Linked DNA regions of Mus musculus: region 1 is linked to region 2. A link is a loop called in an ENCODE intact Hi-C map of the cell type or tissue named here. Cell type or tissue: heart. All regions are shown on one strand. Each heading gives the region's core, and the rest is flanking DNA. Links, peaks and the distances in the headings are about the cores only. Region 1 has its middle 30 kb from the start of Gm22140. Region 2 has its middle 150 kb from the start of 7420700N18Rik.

What was found. Hi-C counts contacts between places; a loop is a spot of excess contacts. Peaks named below come from ENCODE experiments on the same cell type or tissue, not always from the same donor. Only the 100,000 strongest peaks of a DNase experiment are listed, where the experiment ranks them.
Region 1: it touches region 2 in a loop (11-fold over the local background); 8 of 42 quality-filtered maps call a loop at or near these places.

The regions. Positions count from the first base shown.
Region 1 is chr8:32,210,134-32,222,999 of GRCm38, forward strand. It overlaps a transcript of Nrg1 not described here. Among named protein-coding and RNA genes, the nearest start is that of Gm22140, 30 kb to the left of the region's middle. In heart, for the core only: a CTCF peak has its summit at 5,193 (motif pointing left); no DNase peak of the experiment used is centred there; H3K27ac peaks cover 232 bases.
Region 2 is chr8:31,514,506-31,527,371 of GRCm38, forward strand. No RefSeq gene overlaps it. Among named protein-coding and RNA genes, the nearest start is that of 7420700N18Rik, 150 kb to the left of the region's middle. In heart, for the core only: a CTCF peak has its summit at 4,600 (motif pointing right); no DNase peak of the experiment used is centred there.

The DNA.
Region 1 (12,866 bases), core at 1,966-9,965, 700 kb after region 2:
TATGCCCTCAGAACAAAGGCCAACAAAGCCCTGTGCACATTGATAACCTATGACTTAATCCTTTATCATTCACAGCTTACTGTTTTCCATCCCTGAGGGGTGGTTGGTGGCTTCTGTTTCAAAGGGATACCCTCCCAGGGAGGCGTCTCAGGGAAGGCAGGAGTGAGCAAGCTTTGTCTCTGTGGTGTCCTGTGCCATGGCTGCTGTTTGTGACTGTGACTTCCCACCGTTGTTGCATTCTATATTAGTCTCTCTTATTTATTTGTTTTTCCGAAAGAAGCAAAGGGAATCTCCCAAGATTCACATCAGTATCTAAAGGAAACCTGGAAAGACAGAAAATCAAAGTGGAAAACAAAATACATGCAAGAGAGGACAGAAATGTCAAAAGCATGGTTTGGGAAGGGAAAGAAAACTTCAACGTGGATGAGTTAGTCAAACTTGTGGGGTGGGGTGTGGAGTAGAAGGATTTGGGCAAGAAGGAGGGAACTTCTTTACACAGGAATCAGAGGTGACATCATATGCTATTTTATGTGGTTTAAAAAAAGCATTTAGTGAAACCAAATGCACTTCATAAAGGCACCACTCTCCAGAATGGATTTTGAGCTAAAGTGACTATACTAAGTTATATACTTAGGCAGAGGTCCTCACCTCAGGTTGCTAGCCCCCCAGGTAACAAAACCTGCTTGCTACATAAATGGTGAAATCACAAGTATTTTTACTATCTAAGGAGAGGATTTATCCATGTAAAGCACTTTTACACCTACTTTATTATTTATAAATAAGAAAAAAATTTCAACATGAAAAATCACTGTTATGGGACAAAATATCTCAGTCATCTAAGAGAACTCACGTTTGGAAAAGATTAAGTAAGGTTCTAGTTCATTATTTTCTCGGTCATCTACAACCAAGGTGAACTTGCCAAAGAAAGTTTGTTTGAAGAAATGCTTCTTTTTTCCTAACTGCTCAGGGTTGTGTTTAATACCAGCATGTGAGCCTCTGCTGACACAACCACACCAGAGCATGCCAGAGCACACCAGAGAAGGCATGGGCCACATCTTTCAGATCTGACACCAGTTATTACTGGTATGTAGCTTAAATAAATAGATCACAAGACTGATGTACCAGATGGATGAGTGATTGAAATGGTGGTTATTTGCATTGTGTTTTTATAGAAAACAAAACCTTTGTCTTGAAATTACTCTATCCTAATATACTTGCAATTAATCTACTACTCATGTCCATGCCTAATTAAATATTGAATAAATGGAGTTATTAATGCTGAAATAACATCAATCCTCAGTGTAAACTATATATACATATATAGTTATAGTTATATATGTGTGTGTTTAAAGACATATAGTTTAGTTATATGTATTATAAAGCCTATTATTTTATAGCAATACTGTGCATGTTATATAGAGAAAATCCTCCATAAATAAAAAAATTATCATGGTTTTATTTAAACCTCAGAAATGAGATATTTACTCCCTAATCCAGTAAGGAATTAGATGAAGATCATTGGGTACACCGTTCCCATCATGACAGCATCCTGCTTCCACATAACCAAAATGACTAAGAGGGTGAGGTATACCTTAAAGCATCATGAAGAAAATCAATCAAACCAACAAGAAGAGCAGTAACAAGAAGCCAGCTCCATCAGGGCATCCATGACGATTTTTAAAGGCTACATCAAAAGCAGAGACACTTTGTGGTAGACTAAGTTTCAAATATGGATTTATTTGTGATGGTTTTAAAGATTATATTTTCTATATTTAGTGTCTGAAGTGATTACTCAGTGTGTAAAGTGCTTTGGGGGCTATGAGATCACTTGCGGAGCTATCAACCCCATTTAAAATATATCCAGTGAGAACTTCTGTCCTCACTGTTTCCAGCCCGTGGAAATCGTTATCGGGGGATGTGGTAGAGAAGAAGAAATGAAACAAAACAAGGATGCGAAAACCACCACTGTCTAAGCTTTTTCATTAGTTTTAAACATGTTCTAATGCCTGAGCCACACGAGGTTAAAAAGAAGGTGAAAATGATGTTGGTAGAACCCAACAGCATTAGTTACCCTTCTGGTGAGGTGTCTAAAGGCATAAGAGAACCCCAAAATTTAGAACACTTTTGACTCCCTCGAGAGATCATTATCAATGTAAGTTATAAAGGCATATTGTCAAACTTGGAGGCAGGGTGAGCAACAGTCAGGCTTCCTTGGTGATTTATGAGGCCATTTTGAAATTGGCTCACGGGTTGAATTTGAAAAAGCAAGGAGCACAGCTTCATTTAATTGGCAATACTCTAATGGAGGTTGTGTCTTTCTTGGGTATCATCAAACTTTGGTTACTTAAAATGACATAGAATATCAGTTACATAGGATATTATTAGAAAGAACCATTTTTTTTCTGAGAATTAACACATTGATGACTTTTGCTAATAACACACACACACACACACACACACACACACACACACACACACACACACAGAGGATTTCCATATCTTTTAGGAAGGAAATTGCTTCCCAATTCAAACAAGCAAAAGCAAACAATGCAATGCAGGGGTGGGGGTAGGGGGAAAGCAATGAAACTTGCTACGGTAAACATATTCTCTCAGGGTAATGCAGCGATGTATCACTAGTGTGAATTGCCTGTAAGCCAGAGATACAGATTGCTGGTAATACTATCAACAAGGATACTCAAGAAATTCCAAGGCAAAAACCACACACACATATGCCAGAGATGTATGAGTTTGACATGCATTTTGTAGCCATATGCACATAGTCAGGGACAAACTGATTTCCCAACCAGATAGTAACAAGACTGGCTTGGAAAGTGTTTCAGAAGTTGATAGCATGGACTGATAATGATAGTAATGACTACAGACATTCATTTTTGAGCATGCAGAGAATAGAGAAAGGCCCATGCTATTCCTTCAAAGCCATAATCACTTGCTAGGTCCACTGACATTTGTCATGGAAAAAAAAATCCTAACAGCACAATACGGGCACACACCAAAGTTTTTGCTTTACAATTGAGAGAAAAAGCTTGGTTTCTGTCTTACAACTCTCAAGTGGCAGGATTAGAACGGGCTTCTTTCACAAATACCATTCTTTCCCTCCGGGGGGTTGGGAGGGGCATAGCCAGATATTATGCTCTGTAAGTGAAGTGGCCATTCATGGGTAGTCTGTGGGAAAATATTACTTCACATGAATATTAATTGAATATCTATATGAATAGACATAGGTAAACCTCTAGAATAACAAGGGCATAAAAAATAGGCACGATGTCAAAGCATTTCTAATTTCCTTCATTACTCCTTGGCGGTTGTGTAATTTACATAGCCCTCTTTAAACCTGCCTGTGTCCTTTCCTGAGTATAATAGGTTCCATGATTTGCTATGTACTAAATAAATCGTATATCCTTTACTTTAGCACAACAACAGAAAGCTGAGATGCGACAAAACAAAAGAGCACCTCCTTTGAGGTTCATGGGTGTCATCTGGGATGATCAAATAGCACAGAAGTCCACACCCTCTGTTAACTTGCTCCATAGTTCAGGAGCATCCTCTTTCCAGTCGCTGTTCCCTGCTGGAGCACTCCCCGATTATGATACTTCGTACACACGGAAAGAAGACACTCTTTCCTGCCTGTTCATGAAGTTTATTGAGTCTCCTCTGCTTCTCACAGAGGTGGTTGGATTTAAGACTCCATATACTTTGTGCAGTCCAGGAATAATTCCCAAGTGCATCCCCACAGACACACTACAAACTTTTGCACGGCTTTCATCTTCTGAGATTGGCAGGCGAGGAGTTCACTCTTATGAGATGACCAGGGTGTGACTGGTCCTGTCTCCGCCATGTCTCTGGAAGCACCTGCCCTCCCACCCCCGTTTCTTCTGCTTTGTCACATCAGGGAAGGCATACCAAGAGAACACCTTATGGTTCTCCTGCCAGCATCATCTCTGCTCACTCTCAGAGAATCAAAGTAGCTTTTCGGCGGGTATCAGCCTAGGGGTTTTCTGGGACCTTGAACTTTTCACCTCTGTGTGCAGCATCAGTGATGGCAGGCAGCCTCGGCTCTTCACTCTTGCCCTGTCTCAAGTGAGGAAGGTGTTACACAACCCTGGCCACCTGGCCCACTTCCCTTACTCTGAGTCAGATGAACTTTACTCTACTGTTGACACGAAATAGTGAAATCAGTCACGAAGCCGGGGGTTTAGAGTCAGGAAAAGGCAGCTGAACAGAAGGTGGCTGACTTGACATTGGTGTGAATGGGTACAAAGCTGTATACGGAACTGTGGAGTGATGTTTAGCTTCCTTCTCAGCCCATCATAGAACGGGGCAAGACTTCTTCGAGTAAATCAGTGAATACTACATTCTCAAAGGACAGAATGCAGTAAGAATACCATATGAAATGCTAAGATTTAGGGCAGGGAGAGCTTTGAACCAGGAACAAGGATACTGGGATCTCCTACTTGCCGTGAACCAACTGGCTGACTTGGATGGGTTCCTTAACCTCCAAGAGTCAATGTCTCCTTCTGCTAAAGAATTCATAGGAGTCTTAGTGGCAGAGGGCTGGCCGGCTCTGAAATAGATGCCTCTAAAAGGAACTCAGGATAATTTTGTCAGAATGTATTTCAGATCCATCTTGGTAAGATTTTGGATTGTCATCAAATGTATAAAATATAAAAAACTTGAAGAGCAAGAGAGGGAGAGAGAACAAAAAAAAAAAACCACTAATGAAATTATAGGAATTACTTCATCGCTCGTCAAAAAGTCTCCTGTAATTGCAAGCATTACTGCACTCCAAATTTTTACATCTTGCTTTCAGACAGATTAAAGTCTCAGTCTTAAGCTCCAGAGAAATTCTCAAACTTATCATTTCTTAAAGCTGCCCACACCCTTAGCTCTTCCCAAGTACTTAGAAATGCCAAACCTCACCAGAATTGCAAAAGGGTTTATTTCTGTGCTCTCTAAGGAGTGAATAATCCAGCTGTGTCCTTCAGTATAACCTTGGGACTCGTTTCTTCTTCTCCTCTTCTCAGTTCTTTTTGTGAAGAGCAGATGCCTCAGAGAGAGAGAGAGAGAGAGAGAGAGAGAGAGAGAGAGAGAGAGAGGTGCCTAAGTCCCTGACAAGAAATGCAGCATCTCCTCACTTACGTCCGCATAGCACCCTCTACTGCTTCAGGGAAAGCAGGCTTCACAACTGCTAACAGTTACCCAGCTAAGCTGTAGCAGGCAACAATCTCCACAGCACCTCTTCCTGAAGGAGATAATTAAGGTTGGGAGAGGCCTTATCTATTCTCATTCCTGCCTTTTGTTGTGCTCTGCAGTTTTAAGCTGGCTGTCCTCATGATTTCTAACTCTTGTATCAAAACAACTGCAGGGAAAAAATTTAAAAATGATAGGTTATTAAATCAGAGCATTTGAGGTCTCTGCTTTAATTTTTAATCAAGGAGAGGAGGCTGTATCTTTCTCAACGATGAGCATCTGGTATCTTTAATAGAAAACTTGTGCAGAACATAAGAAAGTCGTCTTCCTTGCCTTTCCTTAAATGATGCCTATGTTCTGATTATGATCCCCAAAGAACACGCTTAAAATGCACATCTCTGCCTGTTCATACATACTTACTCTGGGGCATCTTGATTCCCAGAGCCAATAACATATTAAAACTCAAATCTGAATGCTGGGGAAAAAAATCATTTCTTACGGTGAAGCTTCAAATGCCAGTCCCTTCTTCCATTCCAGATAGCTCTGTTTTTCCCACTGAGGAAATATGTTTACAGACTTCTACAGAGAAAGAGAACGCATCATTCCCACTAATTCAGCTGACTAGCGGAGGGAAATATTTGTTTAGAATTAAAAAAAAATAGGCTAGTACTTTTATTGCAAACAGAATTTACCACTTTGTACAAATAGGGCACGATTCGCCTGACTCACACCAGGGGTTACCCTATTTGTGACTTTCTACTTCCATTCATTCAGGGGACCCAATACTCTGTTTGGGAATATTATTCTAGAAGTTTCTCTTTTAGAATATCTTTTGCCCTTGCAAGCCTGAACAGTCTGTTTCAGATACAACTGTCTCAGAAAGATTCCACTAAATCATTTAAGATTCCTAATGTGTTTGAAAGAGGAGCGCTGGCAATCCCAGTAAGCCTGTGATGAGTGGAGTTTCAAGCCTCAGATCAAAGTGAGGTAAAGAGAGGGTGATGTTGGGTGCCACACTTTTGGCTAGGGACCTTGCATAACATTGCTCTGAAAAGCCAATGCCCTACCTGGAAAGAAAGGAGAAAGGAATTGCTTGTCTTTTCCAAGTCAGAAAAAAAGAGGTAAAATTTGCCTCCCTGCTACCAGGTCTCTCAAGGAATCTGCATTTGCCAAAGCCCAGGCCAGGCTTTTCTTAGGGCTCTCTAACCCCAAGATGGAGCGTCCTTCACAGAAGTTCCAGGATGAAAATGGACGGATGCCCCAGTGCCTCCACAACCTTCATTGTCAAGATTGCTGTGTATTTCTGCTCTGACTCTTCTATGTCGGCTTACAGTCTTCTTTCAGATTTGTCCACAGTGGCTTTCTATATTCTGCACCCTCCAGGGAAACACAGACCACATAAAGGATGTCAGTAAAGCTGGAATTGAAATGGCACATTTAACCCCTTGGCTCAATGGCAAATGCAGTCTTGATTCACTTGTACATGGTTTCTTTGGTTTGATGAGTGTATCAAGTCCATGCATTTCCCAGATACTGTTATCTATGTCAGGACTGACTCTTTCATAGAGATCAACAAACAGATATATACAGCATTGCAGTGTAAGAATGGGTACTGTCAGGTGTGGGTCACCAACACATGAGGTGGCAGGGATTTAACAGTAAGCAAAATTCCTGGGCCTTTACAAAGCATTTATATCATAGGATGGAAAGTTGATTAGGAAACAGGCATTTTCCTAGTCTATGACTCAAGGTTTATGGCAGTGGTTCTCAACTTTTCAAATGCTGTGACCCCTGAATACAGTTCTTCAACACATGCTTCATCTAGCCACTGGCTTCTTATACAAGGCCCTGTGTCTTGGCTTCTGTTTTCATGTGCATTACCACGGGAGTCTCTAGGTAAGCCTCCAGGAACTGAATAGGACACAGTTTTCTCTTGGTAGAAAGTCACAGCATGAGTACAAACCTCCTTTGCTACTTTCATCATGCCCTAGAATAGCGATTCTCAACCTGGACTCTCTAGCTCCAAAAATACTTACATTACAATTTATAACAGTAGCAAAACTACAGTTATAAAGTAGCAGTGAAAGTAATTTCATGGTTAGAAGTCACCACAACATGAGGAACTGTGTTAAAGGGTCACAACATTGGGAAGGTTGAGAACCACTGCCCAAGAAAGTTCAACTGAGACCTTAGGAGCAGCAATCTACCTATTACCATTGTCCCTTCACGGTCTTACAGAAGGATAAATGCTTAATACATTTTGGGATGTCCAACTCAGTAGTAGAAAAACCAAGCAAACTTGAAATTCCATTTTGGCTGCTGGGCACAGACTCAGTAATCGAAAGCAAAAGGGAAAACTGCACACTTCATATTGGACTTTGGGCTTTTCTTCTTATGGGGTGGCTATATACCTTGGAAAGAGACTATTGCAGATGGATCAGCATTCTGGGTCTGGATGTCAAAACAGAGGTAGATGTTGGGCAAGATTCTGGGAACTCAAAGAAAAACCTTTCCATCACAGAGAGACCCTGTGATTTCTACAACAAGAACATCACACCCAGCTTTCTGTTTAGCACTGGCTTGGTATTTCCCATGCTGCAGAGAAAACCACATCTTTCACTCTGTGCTCCAGATCCTCTTTCCCCAACCTTGGCTTCTGCTCGAGGAAACTGCTTTACTGGCCACAGACTTTCAGGAGTTCTTCCTTCAAAGCCGTGTGCTTGAATTTTCCCAATGCACACAGCCTATGTCCAGGAGCTGTTTTACTGGCTCCTTGCTGCTTTTGAAGTCTCTGTTCCAGGCTGCCTCTCTACTAAAGTCTTCCCTCAATCGGTAGCTAAGTCCTGTTATATAAATATCTTGTCCTTTCCTTGGTTAAACTTGCTCTCTTGTTTTCCTTCTTAGCTGTATGTTCTACCATTCCTCAATAGGAAAGTCATCTGGCTTATTCACCACGGGACCTACCTATCTCTTGTTCCTAAAATAAAGCCTAACACATGATAGGACCATGAAATGCTTTTGTTGGACAACTACAAGATTGACAGATGGCATAGATGGCATAACCTCCTCCCCTGGGGACCTCAGAATCTGAACTACATTAGCAGAAGGTTCAGGCAATGAGTTCCATCTAAAGTGGTCCATGAGGCCAGGGGAGGGCTTGAGGAAGACCACGCATAGGCCAGTGTACCTGGGCTTAAGTCCTGATGACTACATCACACACTTCATTATGTGAACATTATGAGATGTTCCAGGTCAAGAATGTGAGCTGAGGATTGAACCATCAAGCAACAAAGGCACAGAGACCAGTGGACATAGGATACAGAAACTGGAACTCTGAATCGATGGTTGGAACTTTGGGTGGATAGGGTGAATGAGTTAACGGACTTAAGGGGAGCTAGCAGCTAAACTTGTTAAACAGTATTAAAGGGTTGTAGCCTTAGGAAGGTTAAGAAGCAGTGATGTAGAGCAACGTGATTCAATGTTCTGCCTGCTTTGTGCCCTACACAAACTGGCATGTGAATAGGCCATCAGATTAAACTTTTGTTGAAACAAGTTATTCCCCCCCCCACCACCACCCTTTTCTTTTCTGTGCATTCCATCAAGAATAACAAACCCCCAAAGCCAGCTCTTCATATATTATCTAAAGTCATTCACAAAATGTTTGCATTGTTTGAAGGCATTAGCAACAAGCTTCTTGTCCTTACCCACCCTGCACCCCCTCTCCCCGCCTATTCCTTTCATTCATGAAAATGATGACTCACTGCAGTGCCCTCTGGAGAGCCGGTAGTGGCTGATCCTAAGGCAGCCCACCTCTACTGCCTGTGTGGGAAAATGCCCTGCAGTGAATCAAATTCATTCAGCAAAACTAGGGGAAAATATTTGCCTGGCAAGTCAACACGCCTCTCTCCGTGCTTGTCTGGACAGAGCTAGGGTGGACTTGACATTTTTTTCCCTTTTGTCAGAAATGCGTGTATAACGTTGCATATTTTCACAAGAGTGTCCTTCAAACGGGGACTTTTCAAGCTGCAAAATTAGTGTCATGACAATGGGAACAAACACACCCCAAAGTGCCTGGATAGTGGATTTCAAGCTTAGCAACTATATATGGATTCCCTGGCAATCAGAAATAGCCCATCACGCACGATCTACGTGCATGGGTTGGAGGTAACCTGCCACAAGGCTAAGCTAAAGTTGTTGGGAACAGAGCTTTTCAAAAGCCAAGGTGCCTCCAAAGATAAGGCTCTGAATTTTTAGTCTGTAGTATCGGAAACAAACAGACAAGCATAAAAGCAAACTGAAGCAGATATGGTGAGACTTGCACACTAGCAGCCAAGAAGGCAGCTAACTCCAAAAGCCTACAGAGAACAAAGCACATCTCAGCTTTGTTCCCTGAGCTTAAGTGAGGGAGTCTACCACAGGCCACTAATAAAGAAACAACAGTGGATGCTCACAGTGAACTATTGGATGGAACACAGGGTCCCTAATGAAGGAGCTAGAGAAAGTACCCAAGGAGCTAAAGGGGTCTGCAACCCTGTAGGAGGAACAACAATAGGAACTAACTAGTACCCCCCCCTCCCCACCTCAGAGCTCATGTCTCTAGCTGCATATGTAGTAGAGGATGGCCTAATAAGCCATCAATGGTAGGAGAGGCCTTTTGTCTTGTAAAGATCATATGTCCCAGTACAGGGGAATGCCAGGACCAGGAAGCGGGTGAGGACATTCGATGGGACTCTGGAACAAGGTAAACTGTAGGACACAGATTTCCTGTGTCTTTCATTATTCTCCTTCAAGTGGACATTATAACCCAGGGAAGTTCAACTCTCTTTCCTTCCTGTCCCCCTCTTAATGGGTGTGTACATGGGGAGAGCATGTTTGGCTATGAGCACTTCACTTGCAATACTGACCAAGGACATCCTTTTGAGTGACTCTTACTGATGTCACAGTGCCAAGTGATAGTGTCCTTGTAGACTTATTAAGAGAACAAAGGGTTGTTGTGTGGAAGACAGCTGCCACAAGCTTTGCTGCCTTTGCTGGTTTTGGAAATGGGCAAGGCATAGTTCAAGTTGCAGAGCTGTTAAAATAACCTGTTTCCACTGTGTTTAAGGGAGAGGAGAGCTACAAAGACATAACGGTAAAGCTGAAGGGACTGGGATTGGAGAATGTCTAGATAATCAATATCTGGCAGGGGGAAGCGGATGAGATAGTGTCTAAGATGGAGCGTGTTCGGGAGGCAGCAATCGGGAAATTCAGCTATACAAAGGAGCAGAGTTTAGCAACAAGAAGCAGTTTGTGGGGATGCCAACTAAGGGGGGGTGGTGTCAAAAGTCTCACGAATCTTAAAAGTCACTGTCACCACAAGGAAGTTAGTACAGGAGCAGAATTTATTGGTAGTTATTAAAGTGGAAGTTAAGGAAATCTAAGTAGTAGCCATCTGGTTTCCTGTTTAGAAATGCCCAATGGAGGGGTGTAGGTGGGTGGGTGGGGACTTTAACCCTAACTTAAAAGTGGGGAAAACAAAGAAACCCTGAGGAAATAGCAGTGGGTGTGTGTGTGTCGGAAACGCAGGCACTGCTCTGCTGTTCTGAGAACAGTTTACAGAAGCAGCCTCATTCTGCGCTGTAGGTGGGGTTTGGTCAGCTGAGCAGCCCTGATAACCGTCTTTTGTGAAAAGTTCTGAGGCCGAGGCACATTTCCAGTGAGTTGCCAGAAGACAGGCATAGTTTGTGCTAATGGCTCCTCATTCTCACAGAGAGAACGGCAAGCAGAGCGAGGTAATAAGAATGCTACCACAGGCTGTCTCAGGGGCCATGTATGAGCCTTTGGCTACCTAAGAAGTCACTGGGTACTCAGTCACCTGAGTGGACTTTAGACGCACTTGTTCAAACATCCTTGTTTTCTCCTGTAAGAGAGTCAAAGCCCAGAGAGGGCGATGACAGGGGCTGTCTTCACACAGCAGGAAATGGGCGAGCTGGTTTGGGTCACGACTAGCCCAGTATTTGAAAGGAGTTGATGTTAAACTGCAGCTCACCAAGGCAGAGGCCTGTGGACCACAAAGCAAGAATGAGTCGTCAGCAGGTGGGAGGGGTGTGGCTGAGTGCATTCTTTTTGCTGACGAATGTGCACGTTCTGACTGTACACATTCCAGAAAATGCCCCAGGCCCCGGATTTTCAGAAACACCACCCTCTTCCCTTTTTGAGTTGGCTGCGAATGGTCTTTTTTGCTTGGAATCAAACACTGGTTATTTTCATACTGGGCAAACAGAGCCTGTTGGTTTTCCTCTCTTGGATAAAGAGTGTCTTCTCTAGCCACTCTTTCCATGGAGTGGTTTCCTTTTGCCATGGTTTATCAATGGGTTCCACGGGGTAAGTTGGATACACATGGGCAGGTTAAGATACATTGAGAGGAACGTGACACAGGCGCTGGGTAGTACTGCCACTTAGCTAACACTCCCTAAAGTATTATGACAACTGCCTGACCTCTTTAACTGGGAAATGAGAATCTAGTTTCTTAATCTCTTAATAATTGCCTCTTATTAAAAACCTGGTAGGGATTAGAATTTCAATTAAATTTAAATCCTAAGTGTGTATGAATGCTGTAGGAATGAGCCTGATAGGGCCCCAGTCTATGAACCACTGAGTTGGTTCTCAGATCAATTCCATCCTTTCAAGTAGCATTTTAAATTAGTTAATTAATGAGTTAATTAATATCTGGCCTTGGATAAACACCCCCCAAAGACCTAACAAGGTCCCCAAATTAGAAGTAATCTTTCTCCTCTCTTCACCCAAGCTGTGAAAAACTCCATTCTCCCCTCGTAGCTGATGTTAAAATGCAGAGCCAATGGAGCCCAAAGACCGACTGAAACTCAAATGGAAAGAGAAGGGCAAGGATTAGACTTCATCAGCAGTCATAACTCGTTAGCAGCACTAGCCGCCGCAACAGTTGTCAGTTTGCTGTAGCTCAGGTCAGTAGCAAGCCCTCGGACCCTTGTTTCAGGGACCGCCCCATAGGAAGAGCAGGAGACATCTGGCTGGTAACCCACTCTAAGATCTCCAACTCAAGGAGGGAACTCTGGCTAACTTTAGCATGCCAGTCTCCTTAGAGTCCATTTGAATGCAAACAAGCAGCAACACTCTTTCCTCTTCAACAGCCCTTCTGTGTAACCCCTAAACCCAGTGAGATTTTTACCCAGGTGAAAACTAGCCTGCTTTTTTTGCCCCGCTTCTGCTAGTTAAATGCATGGTTACCAGGAAACAGTGTGATATGTGTTATCTCCAGTGACTCCATTCCCAGCTCGTGATAATTATATGCACATCTTCAAAGAGCATGAAAGAGAATGCCAAAAGGGAAGCTTTCTGTTTTTTAAACTCCCTATGAGGAGGAGCAGAGGGCCATTTTATTAATATTTACTGAACCCAGCTACTTGGCGCAGGGACTTCAGCTATGTTATCCCACTCCACTTATACAGGAGTAACCAAGCAACATTCTCTGTGTTTTACAACTGCAAGGAAAGTTCTGGAAAGCAAAAATAATCAGCCGAATATCACGCAGACACCAGGACCAAAATGATAATCGAAGACTTCCTTCCACGTTTAAACATCCAATTTGGTTAACCTATCGCATGGTACGGGCCCAGAAAATTGTGTATGCATTGTAACAT
Region 2 (12,866 bases), core at 1,505-9,504:
ATGTAACATTACTGCAAATTACTCTATGGTAAGGAAAGTCCTTTTCGCGCAGTAGCTGTTGCTTGTTCATTCTTTCCTGTTCCTTTTTCCTTTCTAATGTATTTAGTTATCTGTGTGTATGAATGCAGAAGTCAGAGAATAATTTTGAAAAGTCAGATCTTTCCTTTTACCCCGTGGGACCTGAGATTGACCTTATGCCATCATACTTGGGGGAAAGCCACCATTACACACTGAGCTAGGCATTTCCCTGGAAGCCCTTTCTCTTAGAGCCTATCCTTTACTTCCTACATTTGGGACTTGATTATATATTATGGGGTCTGTTGGTTGACTCTGGGTAGTGACTTTTGATCCTTTTGTGGCTCTAAGGTAGCATCTTCTTTGAAATATATGAAATAGACTGATAGCTCTTTGTATCAAGAAAAATTTTAAAAGTTTCTTGTGGAGCTTATTAATTCTATTTCTTTATTTTGCTATTGATACTCTCTATTACATTCAAAATTTCACTTAGTATATTTTCTAGCTCATAGATTTTTGTTTCTCCGTTTCAGCTCCTAAGTTTTTGTGAGACTCCTGAGTCATTCTGTGTTTTTCTCAAAGCTTCCTGAGTGTTCTTTTTTTAAAAATTAGGTATTTATTTCATTTATATTTCCAATGCTATCCCAAAAGTCCCCCATACCCTCCCCCACCGACTCCCACTTCTTGGCCCTGGTGTTCCCCTGTATCGAGGCATATAAAGTTTGCATGACCAATGGGCCTCTCTTTCCACTGATGGCCGACTAGGCTATCTTCTGATATATATGCAGCTAGAGACATGAGCTCTGGGGGGGTGGGGGGTACTGGATAGTTCATAATGTTGTTCCACCTATAGGGTTGCAGATCCCTTTAGCTCCTTGGTTACTTTCTCTAGCTCCTCCATTGGGGGCCCTGTGATCCATCCAATAGCTGACTGTGAGCATCCACTTCTGTGTTTGCTAGGCCCCGGCATAGTCTCACAAGTGACAGCTATATCCGGGTCCTTTCAGCAAAATCTTGCTAGGGTATGCAATGGTGCCAGCGTTTGGTATGGGATGGATCCCCGGGTATGGCAGTCTCTAGATGGTCCATCCTTTCATCTCTGCTCCAAACTTTGTTTTTGTAACTCCTTCCATGTGTGTTTTGTTCCCAATTCTAAGAAGGAGCAAAGTATCCACTCTTTGGTCTTCATTCTTCTGAGTTCAGCATCCTTAATCATCAGAGAAATGCAAATCACAACAACCCTGAGATTCCACCTCACACCAGTCAGAATGGCTAAGATCAAAAATTCAGGTGACAGCAGATGCTGGCGTGGATGTGGAGAAAGAGGAACACTCCTCCATTGTTGGTGGGATTGCAAGCTTGTACAACCACTCTGGAAATCAGTCTGGCAGTTCCTCAGAAAATTGGACATAGCACTACTGGAGGATCCAGCAATACCTCTCCTGGGCATATATCCAGAAGATGTTCCAACTGGTAAGAAGGACACATGCTCCACTATGTTCATAGCAGCCTTATTTATAATAGCCAGAAGCTGGAAAGATGCCCCTCAACAGAGGAATGGATATAGAAAATGTGGTACATTTACACAATGGAGCACTACTCAGCTATTAAAAAGAATGAATTTATGAAATTCCTAGCCAAATGGATGGACCTGGAGGGCATCATCCTGAGTGAGGTAACCCAATCACAAAAGAACTCACATGATATGTATTCACTGATAAGTGGATATTAGCCCAGAAACTTAGAATACTCAAGATATAAGATGCAATTTGTGAAACACATGAAAGTCAAGAAGAACTGAGTGTTCTTGTAAAGAGCTTAACCCAACACATCACTGAAAACTCACCCATGCTCATTGCTATATGATCAACTTCTAGTATTACCTTATTTTGATTATTACATTATATGAAAGCTCTTGATGCCTATTTCATGATGCCATCTGAACATTCCAGGATTACATATTGTACTATGCATCATCTAGCTTCATTGTTTTTTGCTTGAGTTCCAGAAGTTATGAACAAGTCACTTTTGCCACTTCAGTACTACAGATGGTGTATTAAGTCCTGAGACTGGCACTTCAGTTTCAGTTGGCAGTGATGTGATTCAAAGCCTGGGTCTCTCCTCCTAGAATACTGCTGCCTGCTCAGAGCCAGAGTCTCCATATGTGAGGGTCAGCTTGAGGATGAATGGTTATATTTCCTGACGCGGGGTATAGAGACACTTCCTTGGTTATTCTGGGTTTCACCTGACTCTTACAGATGAAGGATCTATGCAATCCACTGATCCCTCCAGCCAACTCTAATATTGACAGTGATATAGGCCATGAGTTAACTCCACTGATACCGTAAGTCTTTATATATAATATTGGAAAGATCTGGAAGTTTTGTCTGTCAGGCCTCTAGTTCATAGCTAGTACCAGATCACAAGTCATCAGGGTTGGCTCTGACCTTCAAGGCAAAGCCCATGTGTCAGTTATCCTCCTCTGTTCCCCAGTAGAAGGAATTTTGCTTCCTCTGCTGCCTGAGAGAAAGGGTCCCGGAAGCAGTCCCCAGGATATCTGCCTAATCAGGTTCCAGAGACGTTGTCCATAGTCACTGTACAAGAGGCAGGGGACATGGGTCTCTGCTTGGCACTCACTGTAGCAGGCCAGATCCTGGAATTCAAGTGTAAGGTCTAGATTTAATTCCTTTTTCATCCCTAAAGCAGGAGACATCTTCTATCACATCATATTGCTTATAGCTGGAAAAAGGATAACATGGGCAACCCCTTCTTTGATGCAGTTTCCTTCTTTGCTGTACTCATTGAACCCAGGCAATGTGTTCTCTACTTGGTCATTTGGTGGCCAATTAGCTGCTTAGATCTGGGTTTCAGTGAGGCGATGATTACTGGAGGATCTGCCTCAATTGTCCCATTGCTAATTAGTATTTATTAAGCATATTGCTTTCTAAAACATGTCCTTGCTTAGAAAAACAGAGTTCATATTCTCATGTCTCTCGGTCTCACAAAAGTGCAGAAAATAATTTAAAAGTTAATAAGGTAATAACCATAATTTATGTATTACTCTAGGTGAGACACATGTCCTGAATAATGAGAATATCAATTAAGAAGCAACAAAGAAATTGAACCAAGTTTGGCATGTAAATGAAGGTTTATTTAAGAGAGCATTTCAAATATATTGTTGGAAATATTTCTGACTCATTTTCAGTTTTCATAACATTTAACTTTAAAATTGCATGTGCTTAGGTAACAGGCATATATATATGATATATATATATGATAGTCATCTTAATAGATCATAAGAGCCATTCAATAAAATTCAACTCTTACTCATAAAACCTGTGTATTTCTGATTTGCCTTATTTGTAAATATTTTCAGCTATTTCTAATTACTTTTTCTTTTTTCTTTTTCCTACTTCATAGAGCATTATTTATATATATACACACATACATATATATTTATATATATTTCTATCTACTGTATAAGCTCTTAATGTTTACAGGTTTTTCAGGTTACTTTTGTCCAATAATCATTATGTCTATTAAGTCTATGTGTTCTTTAACGATCTATTTTCTTATATTCTTGTGTGTGTGTGTGTGTGTGTGTGTGTGTGTGAATGGGTACAGATCTAAGTGCTTGTGGAGGTCAGGAAAGGCCTGGGATGCCCTGGTGCTGGACAATCACTTGACTTGGATGTTGTGATCCAATTCCATGTCTTATGCAGTACAGCAAGCATTCTTAACCATTTTACCATCTGTCCAGCACAGTAAATCTATATCATATCAGAATGCAGGTACGTGGGCTGAATTAATGGTGATAATGGCAGAAATGCGCTCCATCTTACTGGAAGTAATTTGATGACATCACGGGGCTTTATAATTACGGCAGTGTTCTTGTCTACATGCTTATGACGTCATCATTTTGCTGCCTACTCAAAAAACAAGTGTTGAATTTTAGGACGTGTTTCCTAGCATCTGTTGAGATACACATACTGAAGTTGTGAGTCACATTAACATGTGAGCGTATGTTCAGTCATCTGTGCCTTTGAGAGAAGCTCTCCTACCTCACGAGGTATCACTACCAGTCTGTGGACAGCCAAGGCCAGGACTTTTACCTTTGAGAAACCATGGCTGAGTTTGGGCATTCTGCAGGTTCTTGGCTGACAGTGCCATTGTGTTCTCATTAACCTTAATTCTCCCATAGAGAGCATGATGGCACTTCTCTACCATCACAAAGTAGCTATAAAAGACTTCTATATAAAACCATGGTGATCAGAGAACCAACGAACACGAACATTGCACATTGGATTCCTACTTTGTAACTTCCTAACAGCATTGGTGACACCATTGAACAGATGAGGAACCAGAAGTACTTGATGCTGTGTGTTTCTTTCCCTTAGGATGGTATCAATGTTAGAAATGCTACATAGACTTGTCAGAGAGTTTAGGGATCCTAACCCATCCTTCTAAATGAAGCCATTGTCCAGATTAAAGAGCATATTGATGATTAGAAAATTAAAATGGCTGGGGGTGGGGGGCAGGGGGTGGTATTTTAAAGATTGTCCACTAGATGGCATTATGAGCCTATCAGAATTATTTTAACTGAATATTTAGTCACCAGTTAAATACTAGTTAACTAAAGAAAGATGTTAGTGAATGGCCATCACTAAAAAGAACACCATCAAGAAAGTTGCTAATCCCATTTGTTCGGGTACATGTTAAATGTAGCAACAAGTGCAACAATTATGCTAAAAGGAAGCAACAAAAAACCCTATTTAAGGACAGCCTTGAAAGCAATCCCTCCTGTAAGCATGGTAAGTGTCGAACTCTAGCAAAAGAACAAGGTCTTACAATAAAATGTCAATCATGTTTTACATAAATAACTAAAAATCCTTTTTACCAAACTGAATTACACAACGTCTTCATGAGTGACTCCAGGAGAACTTAAATGCACGTGTCAACAAGCAGGATTAAGCGTGGCTTTGAAAGGAGGTTGGATAGGATGGCAATGACAAAATCATTTTGGGTTTAAATGACAGTTTTCTTATTCGGTTGTCTTTTGGGGGCGACTGTTGGAGGCAAAAATACTTGCATACAATTTAGGAAGTAAGAATAAACTCATTTGCTTTTGATTCTTATGACATAAACTAACTCATCTTGGACCCCAGACATGCTGATGCTTTCATGAGGGCCGTGTTTACCCACCTTCAACAGTTTTCAACCAGTTCTATTTTCCTTCCAATAACATAATTTATCCTAACATTTCTCTTCCTATTTCCTTCAGTTTTGCTCATTCCTATGGTATTAATGGTTCAACATATGGTTCAACTTAAAGTTTTGTGCTTTATGGTCATGCTAAAGGGATTAGTCGTTCAGGGAAATTATACTTTGAATTTTGACCTTTTCCTGGGCTTGTAATATATTCTTTGATACCCTTGTCTTGGGCAACAGCAGTGAGCTACAGTCAGCCATGCCATCCTGAGGGTAAGCTATCAATATTCCACCATGAATTGTGTTGCTTTCCTAAGAATGCATGGTTGAAGTGTTACCTGCATCGTTGAGCTCATAATAGTCTTAATAGGAGAATCTTCCATGTAAGTCAAACATCTGTATATGAAAGAATGATATTATCCTTTATTTATTTTCTTGAGAAAGACGGTACCTAGGTGAGCACCTCACATAGTCATTCTTTTTAGATTCTGGTTATCACAGATTTGAAATGATTTACAGCACAATAGCTTTCAAAGGAATCGCTTCACAAGTGTGAAATAGACTTTCCATTAGTAATTATTTAATGATTTTTCTAAATATGTGTCTGATAAAGAAAAAAAAATTACTTTCAAATGGCCAGTAAGTCTTGGGAAAGAAGAAGAAAAAAAACCAAAACCTCAAGCCATAACATATCTTAATCTCATCCAAAGTAAAGAAAAACTCAAACAAGTCAGGCTATATAAGAGAATTAGGAAAGTTTTACTCTGTTAAAGTTTTGGTTTCAAGTAGAAAGGACTGTGGGCCCCAAGGGGTACTCACAGGAAGACTAACAGTCAACTAACCTAGACCTTTAGGGTTCCCAGGGACTGAACTACTAACCAGAGAGGATACATAGGCTGGACCTAGGCCTTCTTGCACATGTGTAGCAACTGGAGCAGGGGCTCTCCCAAAAGCTGTTGCCTGTCGGCGGGTGGGATATGTTCTACTAGCTAGGCTGTCTTGTCTAGGTACAGTGAGAGAGATTGTGTCTAGCCCTGCAGAGACTCAAAGTGCCCGGGGTAGGGGGTTACGGGGGTGGGGGGTGGGTGCAGTATTCACTTAGAGGGGAAGGGGATGGTGGAAGGATTGTGGAAGGGGCTGACCAGAGGTGGGCAGTGATCAGGATGTAAAGTGAATTAAAAAAAAAAGTTTCAAATGTTACTTCCCAGATTGTGGAATTCAGTCCTCTCTGTTAATTAATAAACAGACAGCATTTGAAGTCATGCCACTCTCCCCAAATCAAAGGTCAAGTAGAACATTCACCTTCAGGTTTCAAGAGTTGACTCATGCTGGCTAACGTGGCCAGGGTACAGAATGGTAGGAGAGATGGCTTTCTACCTCCCACCAGTCATGTGAGTAGCGAGTCACTCCATTCTGGCTCTGGAGAGCTCTCTAGGTGTCTGAGTCAGACTTCTTAACCAATGGCATTCAGAGAAACTCAAGCTGCCCCTTTTAATTCAGTAGGAGAGAAAAAATGTGTGGAATGTTATTTGCCAAACTGTGACCTCAATTCAGACAACATGCCTGGGCAGGTAAGGCAGGCTCTAGCATCTGGTAGCTTGAAGCATTAAGGGTGTACTTAGCAGTTCTAACATTTCAAACACAGAAGTACTTGCTGTAAGAAAAGAGTCTCTCCTGTGCTGATAAGGATAGCATACAATGGAATTATTATATATTTTTTTAAAATAACCCAGCCCAGCAAAGTATGTGCTATCAAATAACATCTTTTCTAACAAGTGACAAATCTTGTCTTTGAGAACAGGTTTGCAGGTAGCTTGGAGAGAACAAAGAATGACTTCAGAAATTTGAAGAGTTGGAAAAGTGAACACTCTGGGTCTAAAATCCTGTTTATTGTTATTATTTTAAAATTTAGTTTTCCACACTTTTCCTGACTGAGCTGAGGGCAGACTGAGGGGCTGTTCTTGTGATTCTGTGATTTGACACCATTGTGTGTCTTCTCACAAAAGGATCATTCGCTGACAACACAGCCAGGTCGACTCTAAGCTTGGTGGGCTTTGGTGGGACCTGGCACACTTTACCTGGATTTTCACACATGAGGATGCTTAGATCTAAGAGCTGGGCTTTTGCGTCATTTTCTGTTCAAAGAAATTCCAAAGATCAGTTAAATTTATCCAATTGATATTGAAAATGGAATCTCATGCACTGTTTAAAAAAATCATCCAATGCTCTAGAAATAGATGGATTATTTTTCTTAAAGTAAAATTTATTTCGTTTGTGGTAATTGGCTGAATATAAACACGAGGAAAGACTGAAGGGAGTCCTTTCTGCATGAAAACTATCTATGGAGATTAACTTAGTCTCTGTCTTCTTCAATGTTAGAAATACCTTTGGACCAACACTGTAAGATGGGAGTTTTAGGTAAAAAGGAAAACTTTACAGATAAAAATCTGTGTCTTCGCCACAGCTACTCTTTAACTTGGAAATGTGTAGCAGCCTCTAGAGAAAGCTAGTTGGAAACTCTATGGTGTCCGCTTTAAGTCCTTCAGTGGCATGTCACCATAAAATGTCAAGTGAAGCTTTTATCACAGGTGGAGAATTTGTTAGCCAGCGCCAGAATGTTAACACAGGCGATGTCATAAAAACAAGAGGAGAGGGGCTTTCCTCAAAAGATTCAGTCATAACAAGCCATGATATAACTTTGAACTCTACTCCAAACCAGCTATATGTGATAAGCTACATATGGTATCTCACATGTATAGACTATATAGCCTTTATATAAGAATAGTTCTATATTTTTTTTGTATAAATTTGGAGAAGATTTGGGAGATAATTCCTTCTCTTATTCAAAAATGTTCTTCCAACCTAAAATTAGCTGACCAAACTGTGACTTTTCTTCCTTACAAAATTAGAAATTTGACTATTTATATTATAAGCTCCTCCCCCCCTTTTCTTACCAAACCCAACAATAAAATTTGAAATCCCATTTCATCTTTAAAGAGGATCCAGGATCAGGAGACAAAATGAACTCAGACAAGCCTGATTGTGGGAAAGAGCCCCAGCTTTGCCTTTGGGAAAGCCCTAACCTACTCAGGCGCCAATTTCCTAAGTCATAGGAGACAGAATCTCATCAAAATCTCAGAGGCAGAGGATTTCCACCAAGTCTGTATAGTGGGATCATGGGGGGCTTTGAAGGAGATTTGGTCCTTGAAAGAAAGGTTGAATCCTGAGAGCTTAGCATAGGGCAGGTGCTCAAATGGCAAGGCTTAGCAAAGAGTAACCTTGGATGTCCAAGTTAAATTTGGATTTTTTTGATAAATTGTGAATAAAATGTTTATATGAATATATCCCAATATATGACAACCCTAGAAATGTTAGGAAGTTGATATTTATTTGTAGACAGAATGATGTAGCCCCTATGGTGGGGATTTTAGTAAAGAGTACCAAGTGGTAGAGGTATGTATTTCAATCATTCTTCTCTCCCCTCCCCTGTTATTATCAGTTTTGACTGAAGCTTGTTTTTAGCATCTGGCTGGAAATGTTACATCATGAAATGCTTCATACTGCAGGGAGATCTCAGTTGAAGGAGCTCAAAGAGAAAGGAAGTACAGGGCTTACTCAACAGAAGATCAGCATCGAAGGAGTCATAAAAGACTCCGGGTTTCCCCTTATCACTCTGTGGGGACATCTTCAAGATATTGGTTTCAGCTTTCAGGCTTGCTAATTTTTGGCTCTGAAATGACTAGATTATGCATTCATATAAATGTCTTTGAATAAAAGAAAGACACATACTTCTTGTAGTTGACCTTTCTTTTCTGAGGTGAAGAGATGTCTTTCCTGGGCATTCCTCTCCTCCTGGGCTCCTAGAAAGGATTAGGTAGAGCCATGTCACAAGGCCACACCCAAGCCAGAGAGAGGCTACAACAAAGGTTTTTAATGTTTTTGCCTGTTCCTGTAGGAGGCAGCTTCTGTGAGCTCTGGCAGAATCTTCTGGAACTTTGTACCACAGTGTTCCCATTTCAGAAGGAAAGTCCAGACATGAAGTTTGATTCTTACCTAGTGCACCACTGTAAAAAAAAAAAAAAAAAAAAAAAAAAAAGAGTGAGGAATAGTTTTTTTCCTTTTCCTTCTTTTGGGGGTGGGATGGGGAGGGCAGTTCTTCTAAAGGACTCTGTACATTGGACTCTCACCAAAAAAAGAAAGAGATCCACATCAACCTTAACATAGTCCCTTCACTATGCTATCATTTTGTCAGAATGTTTAGCCATAAAGAGAAAACCATGTGAAAAGTCCTAATCCAGATAGAGCACAGAAGCTGGGAAGATGGCCCAGTTGGTAATATATTGGTTCAGCAAGAAAAAAAAAAAAAAAAAGACCTTGGTACCCATGTAAAATAGCCAAGTAAGGTGACTTGGGATTCCAGCATTAGCAAGGTGAAAACCGGTGGTCCCTGGGACTGGTTGGCCAGCCACTCGAGTCTACCATGTGAATCCTAGGCCAGTGAGAGAGGCCATTTTAAAAGCAATGTGCCTGGTGCTTGAGGAATAATGCCTGAGGTTTTTCTTTCACTTGCACATGCAGATGTATGTGTGAACACACTAACACACAAGAATAAGGCACAACCCTACTGAGGACGCACACAGAAAAGTCAAAGAAGCTGGTAGAATGGTTTCATGGAGTGTTTTTATCCCTTCCAGGACTTATCCCAGTGTGGTTGGATTCTTATGTGTACCAGCAGCAGAAGAATAATAGAAATAATAATTTTCCCCCAGTCCCAATGGCTATTCAGGTGTGAGCCCCATACTTGCTTTAACACCTAGCTTCTGTGACCAGGAAAAGTAGAACAGTGAGCTGGCTTGTGGAGAATTCATAATTAGCCACGTGACCTATGAGACAGCTTAGGCCTGATCATCACATGATCTTCACATGCTCTTGTTTATTGTGCATCGGGGTTACATGGAAGCTCTTTCACAGCACTCCCCAAAACACAAATATTTAAACGCATTCCCCCCAAAGCTTATATGAAATTCTAAGTGGCATACTAAATATGTCTACAGTGCCACAAGTGGAGAGAAACTAGTGGGTATTTTTGTTATGCTAGACACACTGCTGTATGTCTGACATCTTGGATTTATTTAATCTCAAAATAACTTACTGAGTTATTCTTTCAGGCCATTGATTCATTCAGGGTCATGTAATCTCATGGACATCACCAAGAGAAGGAGAATTATTGCCAAAGACCATGCCTGTAAGGGAAGATATGTAGACGTTTTGTAAATACCTGATAGGGTTGCCCCCAACCCCAGCCTCAGACTGTATCTTTGTTTGTCTACTGAAATAGAATTTCTGCTTTGGATTGAATTTTAAACCAGTTCTTAACACCCAAAACAGAACTCGTGATTATTAGAGAGATAGCCAATCAGAGATATTTTCTTAAGAGTGAGTTGCCTACTTTCCGCTGCTCCCTGGCAAGGGGAGGCACATTCTTTGCAATTCACAGCATTGTACATTCCAAACTTGGTAGGTCACTCATTAATTATTCTCAGGAAGAGTGGTCAAAGTTCCCGTCCTCCTTTGGGTGAGAATGGTATAACAGCAAAGTACAAATCTCCGGATATATAGTAGTTAAGCAGTGCCTGATAGGACACCCCTGGGAAACGAGAGCAGACACTTCTTTGGTTCTTCCATGGAAGAGAGGCCAGCTTGAGGGGACACATGGCCTCTGGGCATTCCTATCCTAACTGAGGAAACTCAAATTGTAGCACAGACTCGATTAGACTCTCGAGCTGTGTGTTGGCTCTTGAGATCCATGTGGTACAGTGAGGACTTGCAGCAGCCAGTGGGAGGGAAGGGTTGGAGAGAGAGGAAGCTGGACACAGAGTATGATGAAATCACAGTGATGGACTTCTGTCAGTTCTGGGAAAAATGTGGAAGAAAGGATGTAAAGGTGAACATTAGACTTAAAAAAATATGCTATGTGAAGATTATCTTTCTAGATGTACTTTTTAAAAAAATGTTTCCTGGGAATTTAGACTGTTTAATGTGTTACTTTATGGTAGGTAAGTCACTTGATCATGTACTTAAGAATTAAACATCATTCATTATATATTTAATAAGTGTTGGCTGAAAATGGTTCATATGTTTTTGACAACATCAGAATGAAATGGAAGTGTACTTCGGAAGTACCAACCAGAAATGAAAGAAATTCAAGCAAATACTGATGTGTCCATTCTTTAGCTTGATTCATGAGTGTTGGAATATCCACAAGGTCTCAGCTACCTGTTCTATAAGCTATTAGTGAGGGCTAAGACCTTAAAAATCTTACACACACACACACACACACACACACACACACACACACACACACACACACACACACACACACATCTGTATTTTCCCAGTTAATGATGTACAAAGATCTTGTGAGAAATGTGTTGTTTTGTTTTGTTTGTTTCTTTGAGACAGGGATTCTTTGTGTAGTCCTGGCTGTCCTGGAACTCACTCTGTAGACCAGGCTGACCTTGAGCTCAGAAATCTGCCTGCCTCTGCTTCGAAAGTGCTGGGATCAAAGCTGTGCGCCACCACTGCCTGGCAAGAAATATGTTTTTGAATAGAACCAATAATTACAGAGGGATACTAAAAACTATGCTCTTGGTCTTTAAATTTAAAAATGTGAGGCCAAGAGCTTACAGTTCAACTTTGTTACCCCAAAAGGACAGCTTCATATTACAACGGTGCTTAAAAAATTTAGCATACCCTTCCAGGACTGTGATTTTAAGTGACCTTTTACTCAGAGGAATGTATTTTAAAATCTAATGTAGTTCAAAAAGGAAAATTCCCATTGATGATTCTCTGGCTGGGGATCTGTTTGCTTCTCCCAGTATTTCTGTTGTTCCCCAGCTCTTGACTGAAACAAATTCTGTGTGAATTTAGAGCTGGACAGGGTACCACCAATTACACAGAATCCTTAGCATTTCCTATAATCACAAACCAAGCAGCCACAGGGCAGGCCTGCTAGTCCTTGCTACTAGTGACACACGAATGTAGACAATTGGATATGGTCATGGGTTTCTCAGTAATTCTCTTGGGAGGAGATTTCCTCTGGTCTTAAGCATGGATCCGTGAGAATGTCAAAACTAGGCTCCCTGCCTGGTTACTGAAGAGGTCATGCTGATATGCAGAACTGAAAGGAGGTTTCCTTCATGCCTTGTGAAGCCAGGAAGAGGCAGACTCAAAAATGGAAACTGGATTGCCCTAGTATTCAGAGAACATGGAAACATTTTCGATGGCTATTCCAGAGATGTTTTTGTAAAGAGACTTAAAGATTCCAAATGAAACCTGAGCATAAAGAGCTGGAATAGATAGAGGTGCTTGACATCTTTACAGAAGTCCTCAAGTCTATCCATCTTGACACGGCCAGGAGTCCTGTCTGAAAGACCACTAAGGGTCAGTCAGTGTAACACGTTCTGACTGCTTGGTCACATCCCATGAGCTCATTCATCCTGTCTTTCCAAAGGTTCCTTTCTCTTTTCATTCTTCACTTGTCTATCCTCTCATTAAATTTGCCAACTGGTCTGTGACTCATTCACTTTGTTCCTTATATATTGGGAGTATGTCTTTTCCATTTATGGAAACCATAGGGTTGG